Linked DNA regions of Homo sapiens: region 1 is linked to region 2. Evidence: read pairs that join two places in POLR2A ChIA-PET (ENCODE). Cell type or tissue: Panc1. All regions are shown on one strand. Each heading gives the region's core, and the rest is flanking DNA. Links, peaks and the distances in the headings are about the cores only. Region 1 has its middle 49 kb from the start of LINC00525. Region 2 overlaps PKD1L1 (polycystin 1 like 1, transient receptor potential channel interacting).

Evidence for each region. Peaks named below come from ENCODE experiments on the same cell type or tissue, not always from the same donor. Only the 100,000 strongest peaks of a DNase experiment are listed, where the experiment ranks them.
Region 1: POLR2A ChIA-PET joins it to region 2 with 8 read pairs; 1 of 35 experiments calls an interaction of 5 or more read pairs at or near these places.

Annotation. Positions count from the first base shown.
Region 1 is chr7:47,707,390-47,718,272 of GRCh38, reverse strand. No RefSeq gene overlaps it. Among named protein-coding and RNA genes, the nearest start is that of LINC00525, 49 kb to the left of the region's middle. RefSeq lists enhancers at 2,148-2,442, 2,995-3,074, 7,430-8,144 and a silencer at 2,148-2,442. In Panc1, for the core only: no CTCF peak of the experiment used is centred there; no DNase peak of the experiment used is centred there; H3K27ac peaks cover 7,454 bases.
Region 2 is chr7:47,799,114-47,809,996 of GRCh38, reverse strand. PKD1L1 (polycystin 1 like 1, transient receptor potential channel interacting) reads left to right here. Exons shown (of 57, transcript NM_138295.5): 51 at 420-524; 52 at 1,610-1,750; 53 at 6,653-6,787; 54 at 9,118-9,348. The region is part of intron 1 of PKD1L1-AS1 (PKD1L1 antisense RNA 1); the gene reads right to left. Among named protein-coding and RNA genes, the nearest start is that of PKD1L1-AS1, 9.3 kb to the right of the region's middle. In Panc1, for the core only: no CTCF peak of the experiment used is centred there; no DNase peak of the experiment used is centred there; H3K27ac peaks cover 7,872 bases.

The sequences.
Region 1 (10,883 bases), core at 850-8,849, 91 kb after region 2:
GTTGATCCAGTCATCTGCTGATGGACATGTGAGCTGTTTCCACCTTTTGGCTATTATGAATAATGCTACTAAAAACTCTCATATGCAAATTATTGTGTAAACATTTTGTTTGTTTGGTTTTTGTTTTTTGGTTTTTTGAGGCAGAGTCTTGCTCTGTCACCCAGGCTGGAGTGCAGTGGCGTGATCTCGGCTCACCACAAGCTCCACCTCCCGGGTTCACACCATTCTCCTGCCTCAGCCTCCTGAGTAGCTGGGACTACAGGCGCTCGCCACCACGCCCGGCTAATTTTTTTGTATTTTTAGTAGAGACGGGGTTTCACCTTGTTAGCCAGGATGGTCTCGATCTCCTGACCCCGTGATCCGCCCGCCTCAGCCTCCCAAAGTGCTGGGATTACAGGCATGAGCCACCACGCCCGGTCTGTGTGAACATGTTTTTAATTCACTTGGGTATATAACCTAGGGGCAGAGTTGTTAGGCTGTAGGGTAATTATATGCTTAACTTCCAGACTGTTTCCACAGTGGTTATACAATTTTACATTCCCACCAGCCTTGTAGGAGTGCTCCAATTTCTCTTCTTCCTCACTGACACTTATTGTTGTCTGTCATTCTGATTACAGCCATCCTGTGAATGTGAAATGGTATTTCATTGTGGTACTGATTTAATTCTCTTAAAGACTAGGGATGTTGAGTATCTTTTCGTGTGTTTAGTGGCCATTTGTGTATCTTATTTGGAGGCATGTCTATTCAGTTTGTATATTTTTAATTAGGTTATTCGTCCTTTTATTGTTGAGTTGTATGAGTTCTTTTTATATTCTGAATACTGAAATTATCTATTATTCTTTGGTTGTTTGTGCTTTTGGTGTCATATCTGAGAAACCACTGTTAAATCCAAGGTCAGGAAGATTCAGTCCTATGTTTTGTTGTAAGAGATTTATAGCTTTAGCTCTTACGTGTAGGTCATTGATCCATTTTTGAGTAGATTTTTGTATATGGTGTGAGGTTTGAGTCTAGCTTCACTGTTTTGCATGTGGATTTCAGTTGTCCTAGAGCCATTTGTTGAGAAAAAAAGAGTTGTCTTTGTGCTCTAATTTAAAATCAACTTCCCATAGATATACAGATTTATTTCTGGCCCAGACACTGTTCTAATTGCTTTTGCCTTGTAGAGTAATTGTGATGATTAAATAAAGGGAGAGAAAATATTTTGCCCACTTCAATACTTATCCCCTACACATATGACAAACTGTGAATAGTTGCAAGGATTTTTTTCACTTTTACAAAGCTTGATATTTGTTTTGTTTTGTTTTGTTTTTGTTTTTTAATATGGAGTCTCGCCCTGTCGCCCAGGCTGGAGTGCAATGGAGCAATCTCCTCTCACTGCAATCTCCGCCTCTTGGGTTCAAGCGATTCTCCTGCCTCAGCCTCCCGAGTAGCTGGGATTACAGGTGCACGCCACCATGCCTGGCTAATTTTTGGTATCTTTAGTAGAGACCGGGTCTCACCATGTTAACCAGGCTGGTCTCAAACTCCTGACATCATGATCCACCTGCCTCAGCCTCCCAAAGTGCTGGGATTACAGGCATGAGCCACTGCACCAAACCCCGATATTTCTTACTTTCTATTTTAATTCGGAATAATATTTGGCATTCTTCCAGGATGGATTTTAATGGCTTATGTATTAGGAATCATCAATAGACAATAAATTTATTTATTAAGTGCTATTAGGTCATTAGGTTAAAAAAATAAATAGGGCCAGGAGCGGTGGCTCACGTCTGTAATCCCAGCACTTTGGGAGGCCGAGGCAGGCAGATCATCTGAGGTCAGGAGTTCAAGACCAGCCTGGCCAACATGGCGAAACCCCGGCTCTACTAAAAATACAAAAATTAGCCGGACTTCGTGTCAGGTGCCTGTAATCCCAGTTACTTATGAGGCTGAGGCAGGAGAATCGTTTGAACTCGGGAGGCAGAGGTTGCAGTGAGCCCAGATCGCACCATTGCACTCCAGCAAGAGAGAAACTCCATCTCAAAAAAATAAATAAATAAAAATTTAAAAATATATAAATAAATAGACCTTTAACAAGTTAAATGTAAATAATTTAGTCCAACTAAATTATTAATGGATAAAGATCCCATCAAAAAAGAGACGCTTTACTTTTTCCACACAGAGTAATGATTGGAATTCTCTCCCCTTTTTCGGGTTAGACATCTGAGACATGAAAATTAAAGGACAGGCCTAGATCCAGCTGGAGAGCCGGGCACCAAGTCAGAGCCCTTTGCACCAAGTCCAGGGTCCTTGTGTTTCATGCATGCAAGCCCTGCCTTCTTGTTTACAGATGGGAAGCCCAGCGAGTCCTTCTTTAGCAGGGGTGACAATGTTGTACATTAATCTGTAACACCAGGGACATTAGGCCCCCATGTATGATTGTTAGGCAGAGACAAAATAGGTGGGGTCTCCCTAACAGAGCATGCTGAGGAAAGGACTTAGGCATGGGATGAGAGGAGGTGCCAATGGTTTCTTAGTTGAACATATGATCAAGCACTTTCCAGAAGTATATGTTGACATGTAACCTGCCCTGCCCCACGCAGGGCCTTCATGGGTCAAAATGGCTACCCGCGGGTCACAACCAATGACCTCTGGTTACTTCACAATTGTCATGTGCCTACTTGGGTTGGGGTGGGGGTGTCGCACTGTGGTGGTCCACAAAAAATGAATGGAAAAGATTAGGCCTTTCTGTAGCAAAGGAAGCTTACTTTAAGTAAAGACTGAGATTGCATCTGCTGTGATCATATTGGATGTTGGTCTGCATGGCTGGAAGGAAAGAAACCTGAAAGAGAAACTATGCAAATGACAACCATCCAAGACCACAGCATCTCCCCCACAGTCAATCCTTGTGTTCAAAGGACAGTTGTGTTTTCAGCACCCAATGGAACTTCCTCAAATTGCCGAGAAAGTTTTGATGGTTATTGCTGCTGTTTTATGAGGATTTATTCAATATTTCCTACATGTGATACTTACTAATTATATATTCAATATCTCCTACAAACCATACTTACGAATTATTTCTAATTCTTGCAAGAACTCTAGAGTTTAGGTATTATTTCTCATTTTACAGTTGAGAGAACTGAGACTCAGAGAAGGCGTGCCAGTGTCACTGAGATTTTAGGAGATAGGACAGAAACAGAACCTGTCTATCAAAGCACAGATGTTTTCACCCTCCGTACTGTGGGTGCTTACCTCATATTTTGACTAAAATGTTTTATTTGGTTTATTTAGCTTCTGAAATTTGTATTCCTCACACCTGTCTTTATGTGCCTGGGGGGGAAATCTTAAGCATTGGAACCAACATCCCAGTGATCAGAGAGCAGAAAGAATTCATGGCTTCCTCCCCAGTGGCCCAGGTAGGGCTGACCCGGAACTCTGCTCAGAGCATGGATGTCTCAGTTGCTCTGTGTGCAGCTGCCTTGTGTGGAGTGAGCTGATCAGGAGGAATTTCTTCAGGGGAATATAAAACTCTTTGCAATCAGGATTTTCAGGGCTAGCTTCAGGCTCCTGACTTCTGAGTAACTAGGTCAAGGCTATTTCAAAATTAGCAGAATGGTACTCATCTTCACTATTGGTATCTAACACTGACCTAGAAATAGCAAGTGATTCAGTACGATAAGAAGATGAAAGAAAAATACTGGAAGTGAGGGGGTAAACTATTAGTTTATTACTTCCAGATAAACTAATTAAAATTATTACAAACTAATTATTTAAAACTAATTTAAAATATCTACACAAAATCTTAAGAGATGCTGGGCGCAGTGGCTCACGCCTGTAATCCCCGCATTTTGGGAGGCCTAGGCAGGTGGATCACGAGGTCAGGAGATTGAGACCATCCTGGCTAACACAGTAAAACCCTGTCTCTACTAAAAATACAAAAAAATTAGCCAAGCGTGGTGGCGGGCGCTTGTAGTCTCAGCTACTCGGGAGGCTGAGGCAGGAGCACGGCGTGAAACCGGGAGGTAGAGCTTGCAATGACCTGAGATCATGTCACTACACTCCAGCCTGGGCAACAGAGCGAGACTCCATCTCAAAAAAAAAAAAAAAAATCAAGAGAATCAAGTAAAGCTTAATTGATGAAATAAGAGAATTCAGAGTGTGGTCGGTTATAATATAAATATTTAGAAATCAAAAGCTTTTTCAATATTAGCAAGAGAATATCATTTTTAATAAGTATTCTACTCACAACAGCAAAAAAAATCTGAAATATCTAGGATTAAATTTAAGATTTACAGAAGGCTATAAAGAGAATAACTTGATGAATAGAGTGATATCATAATTCAGGATTCAAAGCTCAGTACCACAAAAGAGGCCAGGTAGTAAATATTTTTCAGCTTTAGGAGCCACATGGCCTCTGTTCCAGCTGCTCGATTCTGCTGTGATTGTGTGAAAACAAAACATAAACGAGCCACCAAACGTGGCTGTGTTTTAATAAAACTTTATTCACTAAAACAGCCGGAAGGCCAGTTTGGCCTGTGGGACATAGTTTGCCAACCCCTACTACAGGTGATTGTCTTCTTCCTCAAGCATAAAATACTACAAGGAGAATTATGCTGCTTCTAAAGTGTTCCCTCTTTTGAAATATTTCCTTAGGATAGACTCTTAGAATTTTGATTCCTGGCCAGGCGCGGTGCCTCACGCCTGTAATCTCAGCACTTTGGGAGGCCGAGGAGGGCGGATCACAAGGTCAGGAGATCGAGATCATCCTGGCTAACACGGTGAAACTCTGTCTCTACTAAAAATACAAAAAAAAAAAATTAGCCAAGCGTGGTAGCGGGTGCCTGTAGTCCCAGCTACTCAGGAGGCTGAGGCAGGAGAATGACATGAACCCAGGAGGCGGAGCTTGCAGTGAGCTGAGATCCCGCCACTGCACTCCAGCTTGGGTGACAGAGCGAGACTCCGTCTCAAAAAAAAAAAAAAGAATTTTGATTCCTGGGCCAGGGAAAATAAAATATAGTTTGGGACAGATATTGCCACATGCATTCTAAAATGCCTCCTACAAATTGCAGTGTGAGCAACTCATGAGGATAACTACTTCACACTACCACCAGTATTAGATGAGTTATTTTAAGATTGTTAAATTAATCTTTTTAAGTGTTTCAAATAGAACTTCTGTGATCGCTGTTGACGGGGAAATTTTTTCTTTCTTTTTGGATTTTTTGGAATTATCAGGTTACCTACTTTGTACCCGTACCCCTTGAAGTTGAAGTGGAAGCGTTTTTAAAATAAAACGTCCCATGGGCTATTGACAATATACGATGTATCATCTACTTTGGGGCTCCTAAACCTCAAATATTTTAGTTCTTGTGCATTTAAAGATGACCTTTTTATGTTTACTTTAAGGAATTTCCTTTGAAGGTTTTAATTTAGCCAAGATAGTTTGCAGTCAAGCTGCTATGAAGTGTAGGGACATAATTGAAGTCAGGGTTTCCCAAGCAATGTCTCCTGGCAATTTTCAAGGCACTTTATAGATATTTTAGAATACAGCTCTTTCCAGCCCTTCTCACATTCTTTCCTTAGTCCTCCATTTGGAAGGTCCTGCTCCCAGGAGAGGTCAACTTGAAGCGCCGAGAAGCAGCAGAGAGCGCGGGGGGCTGAGTATGCGCGCAGTGCTTGTCGCCTAATGCGTTTATGGCTTTTATGCTTATGAAGACAACTGTGATGCCTCAAGCTCAATTTTCAATGTAATTACCTGCATGTGATATTGACGTGAATCCCTAGGTGATAGGTTACAGATATTCCTATTTCATTTCTGACTTGTTGGTGTCAAATGAATGGACCCGTGAACGGGACTGTCATGGGAAAAAGTGACTCAAAGATAGTATTTAGCTGCCCCAAATAGCTCACTTAAAAAAAAAAAAACGCAAGCAGATTTTAAAATTTTAGGACTATTGCAGTGAAATCTTACCTGTTAAGAGCCCATGGAAAGATCACCTTCCTGAAGAGCTGATGGACTGCTGTTGTAAATGTCAGGTCGGGGTGGGGGTGGGGGTTGGGTTTTTTAACCCATTTAGATGGAAGCCCACACAAGTACACCAAGTCAAAGGCTCCTTCCTCAACGACTCTGCGCCAGTCATGATCATTGCTGAAATCTAACAAGAGCACAGCTTCTGCTGCATGTGGAATCCTCACAGAAACCTCTGAGGGAGATTGCTATTAGCATGCCCTTTTTACAGTGGGGGAAACCGAGGCACGGAAGATAGTACCAGTTACTTTCGTAAGAGGACTGCTTGGGCAATAGACCTTGCGAAGAGCCTCATTCACACCCACCATGCCGTGCAGCACCCCGCCGTCAGCCTGTGGGCTAGGATCACGGAAGGGGCTGTGAGGATGCGACAGGCTCTCACCTGCAGGGCCCAACCCTGACTCCACACTCAGTGTGATTTTCTTCATCCTCCTTCTCCTCACTTCTACACCTGTTGCTCCTGGCCTTCTTTCAGCTGGAAATTCACGCCATCCAGATTTTTAAGATTTTTTTTTTTTGTAACAGACTTTCACCCTTTCTTTCTTTTTTTTTTGAGACAGAGTTTCACTCTTGTTGCCCAGACTGGAGTGCAATGGCGCAATCTCGGCTCACCACAACCTCCCCCTCTCAGATTCAAGCAATTATCCTGCCTCAGCCTCCCGAGTAGCTGGGATTACAGGCATGCGCCACCATGCCCAGTTAATTTTGTATTTTTATTAGAGACAGGGTTTCTCCATGTTGGTCAGGCTTGTCTCGAACTCCTGACCTCAGGTGATCTGCCTGCCTGGGCATCCCAAAATGCTGGGATTACAGGCGTGAGCCACTGCGCCTAGACAGGAGTTTCATTCTTTTTGCCCAAGCTGGAGTGCAACAGCATGATCTCGGCTCACCGCAACCTCCGCCTCCCGGGCTCAAGCAATTCTCCTGCCTCAGCCTCTTGAGTAGCTGGGATTACAGGCATGTACCACCACGCCCGGCTAATTTTATATTTTTAGTAGAGATGGGGTTTGTCCATGTTGGTCAGGCTGGTCTCGAATTCCTGACCTCAGGTGATCCTCCCTCCATGGCCTCCCAAAGTGCTGGGATTTAAGGGTTTTTTTTAAGAAGTGCAAGCAAATTTCCTCCTTATATAGGCCTATGGCATTCACTGAAGAGTCACAGTCAGCAGGCAACAGTCTGCAGAGGCATATGACATCTATTTTGAATGCTCAGAGAGATTTTTTATTCAGAACTTAATTTTCAACCCTGTTTTCACACAGAATAAAGTCCTGTGCTAACTGCCCTCTCGTTCACTATTTTCTCCTACTGAATTTAACCTTTTCATGGATGCCCACACTAGACGATCAGAAACTCTAGTGGCCGAGAAAGTCCAGGTATACCCCTATGTGGCCCTTGCAGCATGCGACTGCATGGGACCCAAGGATAAGTCCTTCCTCCACTCCCAGGGGACGTTCCTTGAGGTCCTCTGCCTGCTTCTCATCCTCCTGGGGTGGAGCCAGCCTATACCATTGAGACCCCCCAGACCTTCAGGTTCCAGACAGGCCCAGGCTTGCCTCCATCTGACCAGGGCCCTGCTGGAGTTCTTAGGGGCCACCCACACCTCGCCCCAGGATCTGCCCTCCGCGTTGGGGAGGGGGTTTCTCTGGAGCCTGAGCTGGGCTATGCCCAGCTTTGCTGGAGTCCCCTTGGCTCACACAGTGGCTGCTGAGCTCTGGTTTCAAGGAGTCATTTATCTCCAATCCATTCCATATTTTGGATGGAGTCCCAGCCTCTTCTCTTTGACACATTACACTGCTTACTTGGACAGTGGAGTCTGTTTTTCTTCACCTTGCCTGGAGACTGTGGGCAGGTCCAGTTCTCTGACCTCTGGCCCCTCTGCTGGTGCTGCAGGAGTTGGGAGGCTGCTCAGCCCACATGGGCCCGTCCGGGCCCCTCACCAACAGCGTGATTCAGACAGTGGCGGGCGGCGGGGTGGGGGGGTCCTCCCCCTTAACTGCAGGTAAAAGCTCCTGCGGAGATTTCTAAAAATATGGACTTATGAGCCTCACTCCCATCCTCGTTTCTGACTTGATGTCACGGGTGGAGGCTAGCAACAGTGTTGTTTACAACCTTGCAGGTCCTCTCCTATGCACTCAGTGATGGGAACCATGTCTGAGACCACAGGTGACCCCAACAGCACTGAAACCCACCCAGCCTGGGGAGCTGGGGCCCAGAAACAGGGCCGGTCCACTGGCTGGTTGCTTCCACCTCCTCATGGAGAACACATGTCCTTTCCAGATACAACCCCCAAAGCATGTATCAGCCCTACCGAAAGCCACCGTGGCTCATCTGCTATGGGGAGACTCCCGCCAATGCAGAAAGATGTGTGTCGTCAAAGCCAGGCGGTGGGCCTCGGCAGAAATCAAGAACCTGTAGCTGGAATATCGTGGTGTAATCAACTCAGCCATGTGCTGGACTCACCAGGGGTCAGCAAAGGGCTCTTCCCATGGGACTAAGGGCCTGGACTCTTTGAATCCGTGGGCCCCGCAGGAATGAGAAGGGCAGGTCCTCTGCTGTGCCCGAATCTCTCACTGTCTAGAGAGAAACAGGTCTCTGTGGGTGACTGTGTCAGCTCCTCTTCCTTCTGGCTCTGGCTGAAGGCTGCCTGGAGGGAAGGAGAAACAGGGCCTTGCAGGCCAGACTCAGGGATGCCTTCTCCCTGGGCGCAGACAGAGCGATTCCTGGGTAAAGGTGTTCATCCACCCCTCTTTCTCAAATGGCCAGGTGGAGTGGAAGATCCCTCAGAAATGGCTTGTGTGGTGGCTCCTGAGCCCAGCCTGTGCCCCACCCCCACCTCCCCCTTCCCACCAAAGCTTTGCAGGTGACATGGCTGATTCCTGCCCACCTCTATCTGCCCATGCCCCCGTCGAGGCCTGAATCATGTGCCTCTCTGAGCCCCTCCCTAGCCTTCTGCCCGTCCTCCAACAGGACTTTCCATTTCCTTTAGCTTTTCTGTGCATGATCAGTCAGCCCCAGGCATCACTCAACCGTGGAGACACTCTGGCCCTGGAACCAGCCTGTCCCTAGAAGATGGTCAGTCAGAGTTTGCTGCATTAGGAGATGAATGCAGTTGCCTGAGGTGAGGGAAAGGCAGTGGTTGGCAATAGAGGTGGAGGTGCAATATTATCACTGTGTGACTGTGGGTGACCACCCCAAATGAGCTCTTGAGTGATTCTCTGCTTCCTGTGAAACAGGGACAGATGCTGGCCCTCGGCCCCAGGGCAGCAAGGCAGGACCAGCATAGGGTGGGCCTGCCTAAGGTGTCAGGCACAGCTGCAGAAGCAACCCCACCACAGAGTCCCCAGACTAACTGCTGCCACTTTCTATAGGGAAGCTGCCAGGGCACTCCTGCATGCCAGGCTGCAATTCACAGGCCTGGTCTCTTTCGGAACTGGAAGTGGCTTTGTCTATCCTTTTAAAAGTTGAGATAGGCCAGGCGCAAGGCCTCACACCTATAATCCCAGCGCTTTGGGAGGCAGAGGAGAGAGGATCGCTTGAGTCCAGGAGTTCAAGACCAGCCCGGAAAACTTAGGAAGACCCCTGACTCTACAAAAAATTTCAAAAATTAGCCAGGTATGCGTGCCTGTAGTCCCAGCTACTCAGGAGACTGAGACGAGAGGATCACTTGAGCCCAGGAGGTCAAGGCTGCAGGGAGTCATGTTCATGCCACTGCACTCCAGCCTGGGCAACAGAGCGAGACACCCCCAACCCCATTTCATATGAATTAATTAATTAATTTAAAATTGTGGGCCAGGCGCAGTGGCTCACGCCTATAATCCCAGCACTTTGGGAGGCCGAGGTAGGCAGATCACGAGATCAAGAGATAGAGACCATCCTGGCCAACATGGTGAAACCCCGTCTGTACTAAAAACACAAAAATTAGCTGGATGTGGTGGCGCATGCCTGTTGTTCCAGCTACTCGGGAGGTTGAGGCAGGGGAATCACTTGAACCCGGGAGGCAGAGGTTGCAGTGAGCCAAGATTTCGCCACTACACTCCAGCCTGACGATAGAGTGAGACTCTATCTCAAAAAAAAAAAAAAAGAAATTGTGATAACTTTTACTTTCCTGGCTCATTTGGGGTAAATATTAAATGAAGATATTAAATTATGTAAATATTAATTAAATGTTAAAGAACAATTAAGATGATATTCATAGACCATAGGGCCACATAATGTCTCTGAAGCAGAAATAAGTAAATAAAATTCTATTTCAAAAAAATACATAACCACTGTGAAATGTTATTTGGTTGAAGGTACCTTCTCTCTACTTTTCTTTAACTTGTTTCCTTCTACTAAAAATAATCCATTTTTTGCATCTGAGTATTTTCTGCTATGATGGTTATGGATATTTCCACCTGACTACACCCGTATTGCTTTCCTGGTCTCACAGCCCTGTGCCAAAGAAAGAATATTAAGACCCGCTACAGTACATCTTTCTGTCAGCCAGTGTATTCTATAGGAAAATCTTGAGGTCAGATGTTGTCATATTTTAAACAGTGCTGATAGCCAGAGAGCTGCTCAGAATCCAGGCAAGCGACTCCAGTGTGAGTGGGACACGCGTTGCAAGGGGCAGCTGCTTCACTGCGATGGGGTCTCTTCTGCTTACTTTGCTTTGTTCTCCCTTTTGTTCTCTTTTTAAAAATCTCTTTTCATCTTTGCACTATGTGTTCCTTTGTTTCCATCACGGCTCTATCCATGGACTAAAATAAATAAATAAATAAATATATATATATATATATATATATATATTCGTTTGTTTGTTTTTCTCTTGAGATGGAGTCTCGCTCTGTCGCCCAGGCTGGAGTGCAGTGGCGCAATCTCGGCTCACTGCAAGTTCCGC
Region 2 (10,883 bases), core at 2,003-10,002:
GGCTGAGAAAACTAGTATATATATGTATATATAGTTCATATGTTATCTATTTCACATGTACACAGAAACTCACTCTTTTGAGCAGTGCCAAGGAAGGACTGGAGGATCAGCATGGAGGTCGGGAGGCCTGGTGGCCGTAGATGCCCATACTCCGTGCTTTCCCTGAGTGCAGAGACCATCTTGGGTTCTAACCCCTGGCATGGAGTTTCTGTGAGTGCTTGACTTGTGGAGAGGCACCAAACACCCCAAGTGCCTACTGAAGAGCAAGTTTAGGATTAAACCTCTGCAGAACAGGAAATGGGCTTGCATCCTAGCTACTCAAAGGTGATTGGCAGGGGAGCTGGTCACATGTTTAGACCTTCAAAAAACAATTTATCAGCATTCCTATTGATCTTGTTTGTTTACATTCTCTCCACCAGCTGGTCTTCCTGGCACTCAGCCTGATCCACCTCTGTGTTCAACTCTACCGTATGATGGACAAGGGCGTCCTCAGCTACTGGCGAAAGCCAAGGAACTGGCTGGAGGTAGCCTCTCTTGTGTCATTTTCTTTTGAAAAATAACAATAAACTGTTTATATCTTGAAAAAATAATTTAAATAAGAAATTGATTATGCACTAGCTACTGCCAACATTATTGCAGTTTTCTCCCTCTGTAGTGTTAATCTCAAAACAGCATTTGAGATCAGGTATCATTTAGTGTTGTTACAGTTACCGTCATGTACCACACGAATTTCAGCCAAGGTGGTGGTCCCATAAGATCTTATGGTGCTAAGAAATTTCTGTCACCTAATGACATCTTGATTCTGACCTTGTATGTAGGCCTAGGCTAAATATGTCTGTTTGTATCTTAGCTTTTAATAAAGAAGTTTAAAAATAAAAAATTAAAACAAAATTTTTAAAAATAGAAAAAACTTTTGGAATTAGGATATAAGGAAAATATTTTTTGTACAGCTGTACAGTGCATTTGTGTTTTAAGCTGTGTTATCATAGAGTCAAAAAGTTTAAAAAAATTAAAAGATTTTTAAGTAAAAGGGTTACAGTAAGCTAAGGTTAATTTATTACTGAAGAAAGAAAAACGTGTTTACAAATTTAGTGTAGCCTAAGTGTGCAGCATTTATAAAGTCTACATTAGCGTACAGTAATGCTCTAGGGCTTCACATTCACTCACCACTCACTCAGTGCCTCACCCAGAGCCACTTCTGGTCCTGCAAGTGCCATTCATCGTAAGTGCTGATACAGGTGGATCATTTTTTACCTTTTGTACTGTATTTTTACTGTATCTTTTCGATGCTTAGATATAGTTAGATACACCAGCACTTACCATTGTGTATGATTGCCTCAGTATTCAGTACAGGAACACGCTGCACAGGGTTGTAGCCTGGGAACAATAGGCTGTCTCATATAGCCTAGGTGTGTGGGACTGTCTATGTTTGCATAAGTGCACCCTATAATGTTCCCCCAAGGACAAAATCACCCAGCGATGCATTTCTCAGAAGGCATCCCTGTAGTTAAGTGACTCATGACTGTAACTTACAAACGCGTGTCACATGGGGTGCCAGGTAAGCCCTTCCTCAGGAGCCATCTGAGGGCCTTTCTCTTGGATGTTCCAGCTCTCCGTGGTTGGAGTGAGCCTCACCTACTATGCAGTTTCCGGCCACCTTGTTACTCTTGCTGGAGATGTCACTAACCAGTTTCACAGAGGACTTTGCCGAGCATTTATGGACCTCACCCTTATGGCATCATGGAATCAGGTACACGGTGTGCTCAGGGCCATGCAGATAGAGGCCATGCACTGTGATGCCATCCAAAAGGCAGAGGTCACACAAACTCTAGAAGGTGCGAGACAACAGATTTGTTTGATATCGAGAGATGATGCTCTGAGCTGGCAGATGGGAGTGGCCAGGACAGTGAAGGGCCTGAAGAGCTTGAGACATGCTTTGAACACTGGGGTATGTGGATTCTGCGTGGAGCAGAACTCAAGAGCCTGGAATTCCCCCAGTGCCTCCAGGGGACGCTAAGGGGCACAGGAAGCAGGTGTTGATGCAGCATGGAGGAAGGAGGCTAGCGCTGACTTGCTTAGACACACCATTTTCTCTCTTCATTCTGGCGACAGTCATAAATGCAGGCAGTATTAGCCACTCTGCAAGTGAAGACACCAAAGCTCACAGAGTATCAGGTCCCTCAATAGAGAGAAGTCTGGTTTCAAAGTCCCTGTACCTCCTTCCCCTAGGCAGCCCTTCCTGCAGGGAATGGTTCCCCACAGGGATGGGGGCTCCTACCAGGAGGACCAGGCAAATGTGCACAGATGGGCCTGGACGAGCCCTGGGGAGGGGGCTGATGAGATGGGGCAGGATCCCCCCACAACAGCATGGGACGCTGCCTTCCTGTGGTGGTGGAAGATGAGCCCACATACTCTGCCTCCTTGCCCTGCTGCCCTCAGATCTAGCCCCTCCCTAACCCCCTTGTCCTCCTTTTCCCATCTAGAGGGTGGTCAGGGCCCCAGGGCCACCCCCAGGGCTGGGTGAGTCCTATAGCAACCTAGAGAACAAGGGCCAGTTCCCCTCCATCTTCAGGCCCCTTCTCCCCAGGTCCATTCATCTGCCCCACAACCTCCCTCTCACCCCTTGGCTCCTGTCCGCTGTGTAAGGAGAACCAGGCAGGATGAGGCTCGTTTCCTCTACACTTCTGCTTCCTCCACCAGTGCCCCAGTCCCTGCCTCTTTGTTGGAGATCATTTTGTTGCAAGCAAGAGAAACTCCCTAGGCTAGAGGAAAGAAACAGGTTCTAAAGGAGCCCAAGCAGAAGATTTGGCTTTTCTCCTGAAGTGAAAGAATACATGAATCTGATGAGACAGAACACTCGCACAAGCAAGGCAAAGCAACTGTCACTCACAGATTGGCAGGGACAGCAGAAGCCTGGGCTGCATGGTGAGCCAGTGCCCCCACCTCAGGAAAGCTGACCAGGGTGGACAGAGTCCCGTCTGTGTGTGTCCCGACAGAGTCCCGTCTGTGTGTGTCCCGACAGAATCCTGTCTGTGTGTGTCCCGCTTGCACCAGTTCAGAGAGCCTGGAAAGCTGCCTGCCCTGAAGTTTCATAAGCTGGGGGAACATAACATGCTGTGCTAAAGTGTTAGAGGGCATCCTCTTCTTGGAGGAACATGACCAGAGCCCACGCTCTTCCATGTAGTTCCTCCTTATCTCCGGATATTGCATTCCTAGCACATTCAACAGTTATTGTGAGAACTATAAGCAATAAAAGGGGAAGAGCTGGGCTGGCCAAGGCCAACCAGGGACCTGTTCTGCAGGCACTTATCAGCATCTAATGAAATCTGCATTAAGCAATTATTTGGTTTACTGTCTTCCCCCACAAGGCTGGAAACTGCAGAATAGAGAATGTATCTATTTTGTTCACTACTGCTCCCCTGGTACCAATATTAGGGCCCGATGAGGACTGGCTGCTTAATTTATTGGCATCTCTCTCTGGGACAGACAGCAGGCTTCCTGGTCTACCTTTTATAGTATAGCTCTGCTAGTCAACCCGCTTCCTACTATTTGAGTTCTGGCTTACCCATGTAACTGTAGTCTTGCATGGTCCTGTGGGCTACAATGCCGACATGCCTGACACTCCCTTGCCTGTGCTTAAAGGCCCACAGATAGCGGCCAGCTTTCTGTCTCTCAGTGCACAGCTTACAAGAGCATCTGATTAGTCACTGATTGGCCAGCAGGTGTGGGCCTCAGGAATAGGGGGCAGAGTGAATGTAGGATGTTCTTTTCACCTGATGCGGACAGGGGAGGTTTTCTAGAAGCATGACTAGGGCAAACATGAATCTGGTCTACATACTGACCTGGTGACTTGCAGTAAATAGCCTCCTCCTGACTTCTGACCTTGGGAAGTGAGTTCATCCTTATATCCCTTTTCCCCACTGATGTCCTATCTTTCTCATTATGTTCCCTGCCCCTGCCAGAAAAACTTACCTGGGGAGAGCCCCTCTTCCCTGGGGATCCTTTCTAGGGCAGATGCCAATTTCCAATTCCTCAATTAGCTTCTGAGAAGAGCTGACATGTATTGAGGTTAGCTCCTGCCAGGCACTGCATAAATTCTATATAATCACGTGTATGTTGAGCTATCCAACCATCTAATGAAACAGGTACTAGTATGCCACCCATCTAGACCGAGGCTCTGAAAGGTTAAGCAACTGGCTCAAGGTCACTCACATTGATATAGGAGCTGCACTGGAATTGGCCTCTGGTCTTGGGGTCCTGGGTAACTGCATTCCTAAGCACAGAACTATAATGCAATGGAACGGCCCTCCAAGGACATGGTCCACATTGTCCTGACCCAGGAGTGCTCAAGGCAGGAACCTGTATCTCACACCATTCAGCTCTGTTGCTGTGTTGCTGTGTGTTCAGGGCCAGCTTTTCAGAAATGTGCAGTGTAGACCATGTTTGTCTTCTGAGGTGCCCTCATGTACCCGTCTCTGTTCTGGCACCTTGGCCTCTGCCCACACTACGGCTTTCCCTCCTAATTCCACTTCTGTGGGCACCTGTTGTGCTGTTTGTCAAATTATTCTCTGTAGAGACAGTTAGAGGAATTTAGCTCTAACTTCAATGTAGGCTGCATCCCAGGTGCAGGAAGAACGAGTCATCTTCAAGATAAACACAAATGACTTTCTAATGATGGAATTTAACACCCAGGATTAAAGAACTATGATTTGAGTGTGTGAAAATGAAAATGCACAGGCTTTAGAATCAGCAGACCTAAAACTCACTCCCAGCTCCTCTTTGACCATGTGCCATTGGGCAAGTTTCTTAACTTTCTTCAAGTCTTAATAAGGTAGAACTATGATACATACCTTGGGGGTTTTGCTAGGATTTGAATGTGTGTGTGTGTGTGTGTGTGTGTGTGTGTGTGTATTTGTACAGGCACATTCAAACATATCCTTGGAACAGCTTGGCACCTAGCAGATGTTCCATAAATGAAAGTCATAATAATGGCAATTACTCAGAAGGCTTTATGGCATCCCTCAATCAGATGGAGGCAAGAAAGCGGCCCTTCCACTCTGTCCACAGGAGGTTTATAGCCGTGTTGTCCAATAGTCACCACTAGCCACACATGGCTATTGAGAACTTCAAATGTGGCTAGTCCAAACTGAGATGTGCTGTGAGTGTAAAATACTCACTGGACTTCATAAACTTAGTATGAAAATTAAAAATGTGCTGGGCGTGGTGGCTCACGCCTATAATCCTAGCATTTTGGGAGGCCAAGGCTGACAGATTGCCTGAGTTCAGAAGTTCAAGACCAGCCTGAGCAACATGGTGAAATGCTGTCTCTATTAAAATGCAAAAAAAATAAAAATAATAATAATAGCCACTATGGTGGCATGTGCCTGTAGCCCCAGCTACTCGGTAGGCTGAGACAGGAGAATTGCTTGAACTCACCAGGAGGCGGAGGTTGCAGTGAGCCGAGATCCTGCCACTCAAGCCTGGGTAACAGATTGAGACTCTCTCTCAAAAAAAAAAAAAAAAAAAATTAAAAATGTAAAATATCTCAATAATTTTTATGTTGGTTACATATTGACATGATGCTATTTTTTATGATTTTACATGTACTATTTTAAACAAAATATATTATAAAACAAATTTACTCTGTTTAATTATACTTTTTAAAACATGGCTACTAGAAAATTCTACCCATAGCTTGCATTGCATTTTTCTTGGCCGGTGCTGGCTAAAGCCCCATTCATCCCCCATTCAACCATGTGCGGCCCTGCCTGCTCTGAAGGGAACCCGAGGGGTGACAGCCACTCACAGCTTCTCTAGGTTTTGGTTGTCAGAAGTCATTGTTGACTTTGTCCCAATTACTGAGGAAATAAAACAAACAGAAAACCTTGATTCATTGCCCATATAGATTTTAAACCATCCAGCTGTCATTTCTTTTCTCTTGGGCTTATAATTTTGGTGAGAGCATATGAGATCATACACCCAAAAGTACTTTCCCCATAAGCCCCTGGTAGGGAGGGGAGAAGGGAGCAGCCTTCCTAGAGGCCTTGTGAATGTGGACGAGTCCATAAGGCTGTTTGCCCCTGGGTCTGCCATGCCCCCCAGTTGTACTATGTTTGTCTGTTCACACTGTTTATCTGAGCCGTAGACTCTAGAGATATAAAGTGGAGTGCCTCCCGTATTTGCAAGGATTACGTTTTTAAAAACCTACTTGGAAAGTGTTGGTGCCCTATTCTGTACATGTATCTGGGGGAAAGGAAATAAGCATGCACTAAATACTTCTTTGAGTCCCCTCTGTGGTGATGATTTTCTTATAGCCCAGTAGACTGAGGCGCAGACAGGGAGAACAGACGTGGGGTGGACAGAGTCCCATCTGTGTGTGCCTGCTAGACCTGCTCCATCCTGGTGTTCAAAGAAATGGCCAGGCCAGAATTCAGAGCAGGTCTTCTCAAAATGCGTTACGATTTGTATTTACCCCTAGTTCCAACTCATTCTCCTCTGCAGACATCTGCACTTGATGTCCCTCGGAGACTCATGGGTCTATATAACATCATCAAATCCAATGAACTCTTTATGCATGACTGACAGCTGTGAATATGTCTGCACCTTTCAGTGACTGGCATGGCACACTGACTGTTATGTTCTTCTGTCTCAGAGGGCTCGATGGCTCCGGGGAATCCTCTTATTCCTCTTCACATTAAAATGCGTCTATCTTCCTGGCATTCAAAACACAATGGCATCCTGCTCCTCCATGATGCGCCACTCACTCCCCAGCATCTTTGTAGCAGGGGTAAGAACTCTCCCCTTTATCAGGTGATTTCCCTTGTAAACCATTGATCTGTGTACTCGTCAGCCTTTCTCAAGGGAAAAACAAACTGCTCTCAAGGTTAAACACCGTCTAGAATTCCAGTCTTCTAATCCCTTACAGTGTGGTTTTAGATAACTGATATCAATAGTTACATAGTAAGTTATGGTCATGACAACAATAACCATGATTTAGGAAACACTTGCTCTGTACTATACCTTACAACAGCATGTTATTATTACTAATATAAGTAGTTATTATCACCTACTGAGCTTTCTCTAAGTGCCAGGAATGGCACTTTGGGCCTCTCATAGATTACTTCGTTTAACTATCACAACCAAGCTATGGACAGGCACAGTTCTTCTTAGAAGATTCTCAGGATTTCCTGTCTCAAACAACAGGGCACAGCCAAGTCTTCATCCAGGGCTAGCCCTGAAGTCTGGTCTGGAGGGTGAAGCTCCGAATCAACAGGTACAGAGTACAGCTTGGAGCCCTGATGAAGTTCCTGGGGTGCTGTTGATTCCGATCTGGTCCCAGCAGAGAAAGAGCTTTCTCCAACCTGACAGGCCCTAGTACAGCAAAGAATTGCAATCAGGGCTGAGGGAAAGTCTAGGCCAAGTGCCCTGAGTTAGGAGGCTCTGGCTGTCAGGATCCAAGCCACACAGGACACCAAGCACAGGTCTCCTGCTCCAGGGAAGGGGTTCTGCAAGCCCTATTCACCTTACACTGGAGGAACATGCTGAGCAAACCAGGGCAGAGAGAACGAACCTGAGAGTCAGAGAGAGCAGCATTTGAACCTGGCTGTCCCACACTCCAGCTCACTGTTGCGAGCACCAGCCATTTGCCCAACCTCTGCCTCCAGAAAAAGCATTAACGACATTTGCCCCGAAGGTTACTACTGGCCTTTGAGATTATATGCATGTAGAATTTATGGAGTGATTAAACTAGTCATTATTAAGACCATTTAGCAACATGCAAAACTGCTTTTTTTTTTTTTTTTTTTGAGATAGAGTCTCGCTCTGTCACCCAGGCTGGAGGGCAGTGGTGCAATCTCGGCTCACTGCAAAGCTCCGCCTCCCGGGTTCATGCCATTCTTCTGCCTCAGCCTCCCGAGTAGCTGGGACTACAGGCACACACCACCATGTGTGGCTAATTTTTTGTATTTTTAGTAGAGACGGTGTTTCACCGTGTTAGCCAGGATGGTCTCGATCTCCTGACCTCGTGATCCGCCCGCCTCGGCCTCCCAAAGTGCTGGGATTACAGGCATGAGCCACCACGCCCAGCCAAAAATGCTTTTATGTAAGGAAAAAAAAGCCCAGAATATAAATAATTTGTGTCCAAATTAAGTAGCAGAATTCTAACTGTGCAGCAAGTATAGATGCATAGGCATCAAGGGGAGACCGGGAGACCACACAGCTCAATTTGTCCAGTTGTAGACTCATAGATTGTGCTTTCTTTCTTCTGAGTTCCACTGATGTCTGATTTCACTTATGGAGTAAGTAATACTAAAACGAGTCCTAGTGCATTTGTAGGGAAGTCTTTGGGTACCTGTCCAGGCTTGTACATGAATCCAGCAAGCACCCACACAGAATGCAGCCCATGACTATAGCTGCAGCTAGGTAGGGCCTCTCTGTAGGCCCGTCCACAGTCTACACACACAGCCCCATGTGGACCTATGGGACGACCGCCTGATGGTCTGACATCCAGGCTGAAAAAATACTTGTCAGCACCAGGGCTGGTTGGAGCAGATGGAGTGAGAAGCATGAACGGAGCCAGTGATACAACCCCTCAGATCCCAGGCCAAGTTCCCAGTCTGTTACGACAACCAGGACCATGAAACTTAACCTGAACCAAATCTACATCAAAATTGGAAAGCCTTCCTGATGCTTCCTAAGTGATTTATTTTACTAAGCTCTGGCCAGGTGCGGGGGACATAAAGATCATGAGGGAGCTGCCCCCTCATGGCAACCATGGCTTCCTAAGGGGGCCAAAGGCCAGGGGAGCAGGCCGCTTGTCACCATAGGCAGAGGAGGCAGCTGAGGAGAGGAGAGGGCACTGGCAGGAAGAGCCCTTGAAAGGGAGGAGGGAGACCAGCCACAGTGTGGGAGGCTGGTGGGGTGGGAGGAGGGAGGCCTGGGAGATGGGTGAGAGGGTGACATACGCCTTTTGGGTTCAAAACCAGGGATGACATGATTGATCCACACTCCCAAAACTGCCCCTCCAAGTTTGTCTCTATTTTCAACATTTGGAAGTTGAGTCTTCCACTCCTAAGAAGAGGTGACAAGGTCAGTGCTCTCTGGATTTTCTTTCTGCAGCTGGTGGGGGCACTGATGCTGGCCGCCCTCTCCCACCTGCACCGATTTCTGCTCTCTATGTGGGTTCTACCACCTGGCACCTTCACAGACGCCTTCCCCGGGCTGCTGTTTCATTTTCCCAGAAGAAGCCAAAAAGACTGCCTCCTTGGCCTTTCCAAGTCTGACCAGCGGGCCATGGCTTGTTACTTTGGGATCCTTTTAATAGTCTCTGCCACACTGTGTTTTGGAATGGTAAGTAAACACATCCCCAACTTTCAAGTTATGGTTTGTAAAAGTTTCATTTGCTGTTGGGGTGAAACTCTGGTCCATGTGGACAGGGCCAGGCAACACAGGCCAGATCTCATGGTAATGAATCCCTGCCGTCCAGCTCACCTGCCCTGGGAGGTCAGGTCCGTCAAACACAGTTGGTTTGACTCTCCCTTACTCTAGAATAGTCCAGCACGAGAGCAGCCACCCCAGGGTGCCACTTCCTCCAGGAAGCTTCCCTGGCCCCCCTCACTCTGCACTGAATCACATCATTTCTTACTGTGAACTTCATCTGCAATCTCACACTGCCTCAGGGGTATCTGTTGCCTTTTCTCAGTCTTTCCATCTTATCAGAGTTGCACTCCCATCAGCCACCTCCACTGGACGTGTTCTCCAGGCTAGCGGCTGAAGGAGGAATGGCTCCCTGTTTCACGCCCTCCTACTGACCTGCCACTGGCAAATCTAGTCATGTCATACATGGCTTAAACTCCTTCAGTGGAAGAAGAGTCTCCCCCATGGTCTTGTCCTATTGCCTGGACTTGGGGTCAACAGATTTAGCAAATAAAACTGGAACCCAGTTACAGTTAAGTTTCAGTAAACAATGGAAAAGTTTTCAGTATTAGTAAGCCCCCTGCAGCAGTTCAGACATATTTATGTTAAAAGTTATTTGTTGTTGACCTGAAATTAAAATGTTACTGAGTGTCTTATATTTTACCCCTCCCTGCCGAGGCTCCGACCTGCTCTGCCCAGCCAGACCCAGGATTGCTATGCCCACATCACAAGGGTGGGACTCATCACTTCTATTTCCAGAAGGCCCTACAGGTGTTCCTATGGAAGGCTCAGGGTTGGGACCCCTGCTCTGTGCTTGACTAAGCCTATAGGCATGCTGTCCACACTTACTGAACATGCCTTCCCTCGGATCCCTCCACTGTGACTCGTTCAGCGTTAAGTTCTAAGACAGGGTCAATGTGGTGTTCCCTCTAGAAGCTCTCCCAGCACCGATTCTCCCCTGGACCCCCAAAGGCTCTGAGCATGCCTCCTCATTGCACCCATTGTCTTGTGCTATTGGTTTTTGTCTGCTTTTGAACTCTAGCCACATTCCTAGCAGGCATATTGGTGTGCCTGCCTTCTAGGGTAGTAGTTCCTGACACATTGTAGAGCCCACTGCAAGTTCAGTAAATTTAATATTCAAGCTTTGTAAGTGGATAAAAATTCTCTGCAGTCCTTAAAAGTCTACTGGTATTCTAGTTTAGTAGCTAGAGGGAAACTAAAAGTGATTGCTCATGTTCACACCTTGACAACACTCAGGCCCGAGTCCTTTGCTTTTATCAATGATCCTAGCTCCCTACTCTTGCTCATCCATGAATGCATAAATCCATCGATCACCCATCCACACACCTACTCACCAAACTAGTTACCTGTCCACCTATCCACCCACCCATCCATCCATCAATCCACTCATTTGTTCATTCATGCACTCACTCATTCAACAAAAAACTAAAGAATGCCCATTATATTCA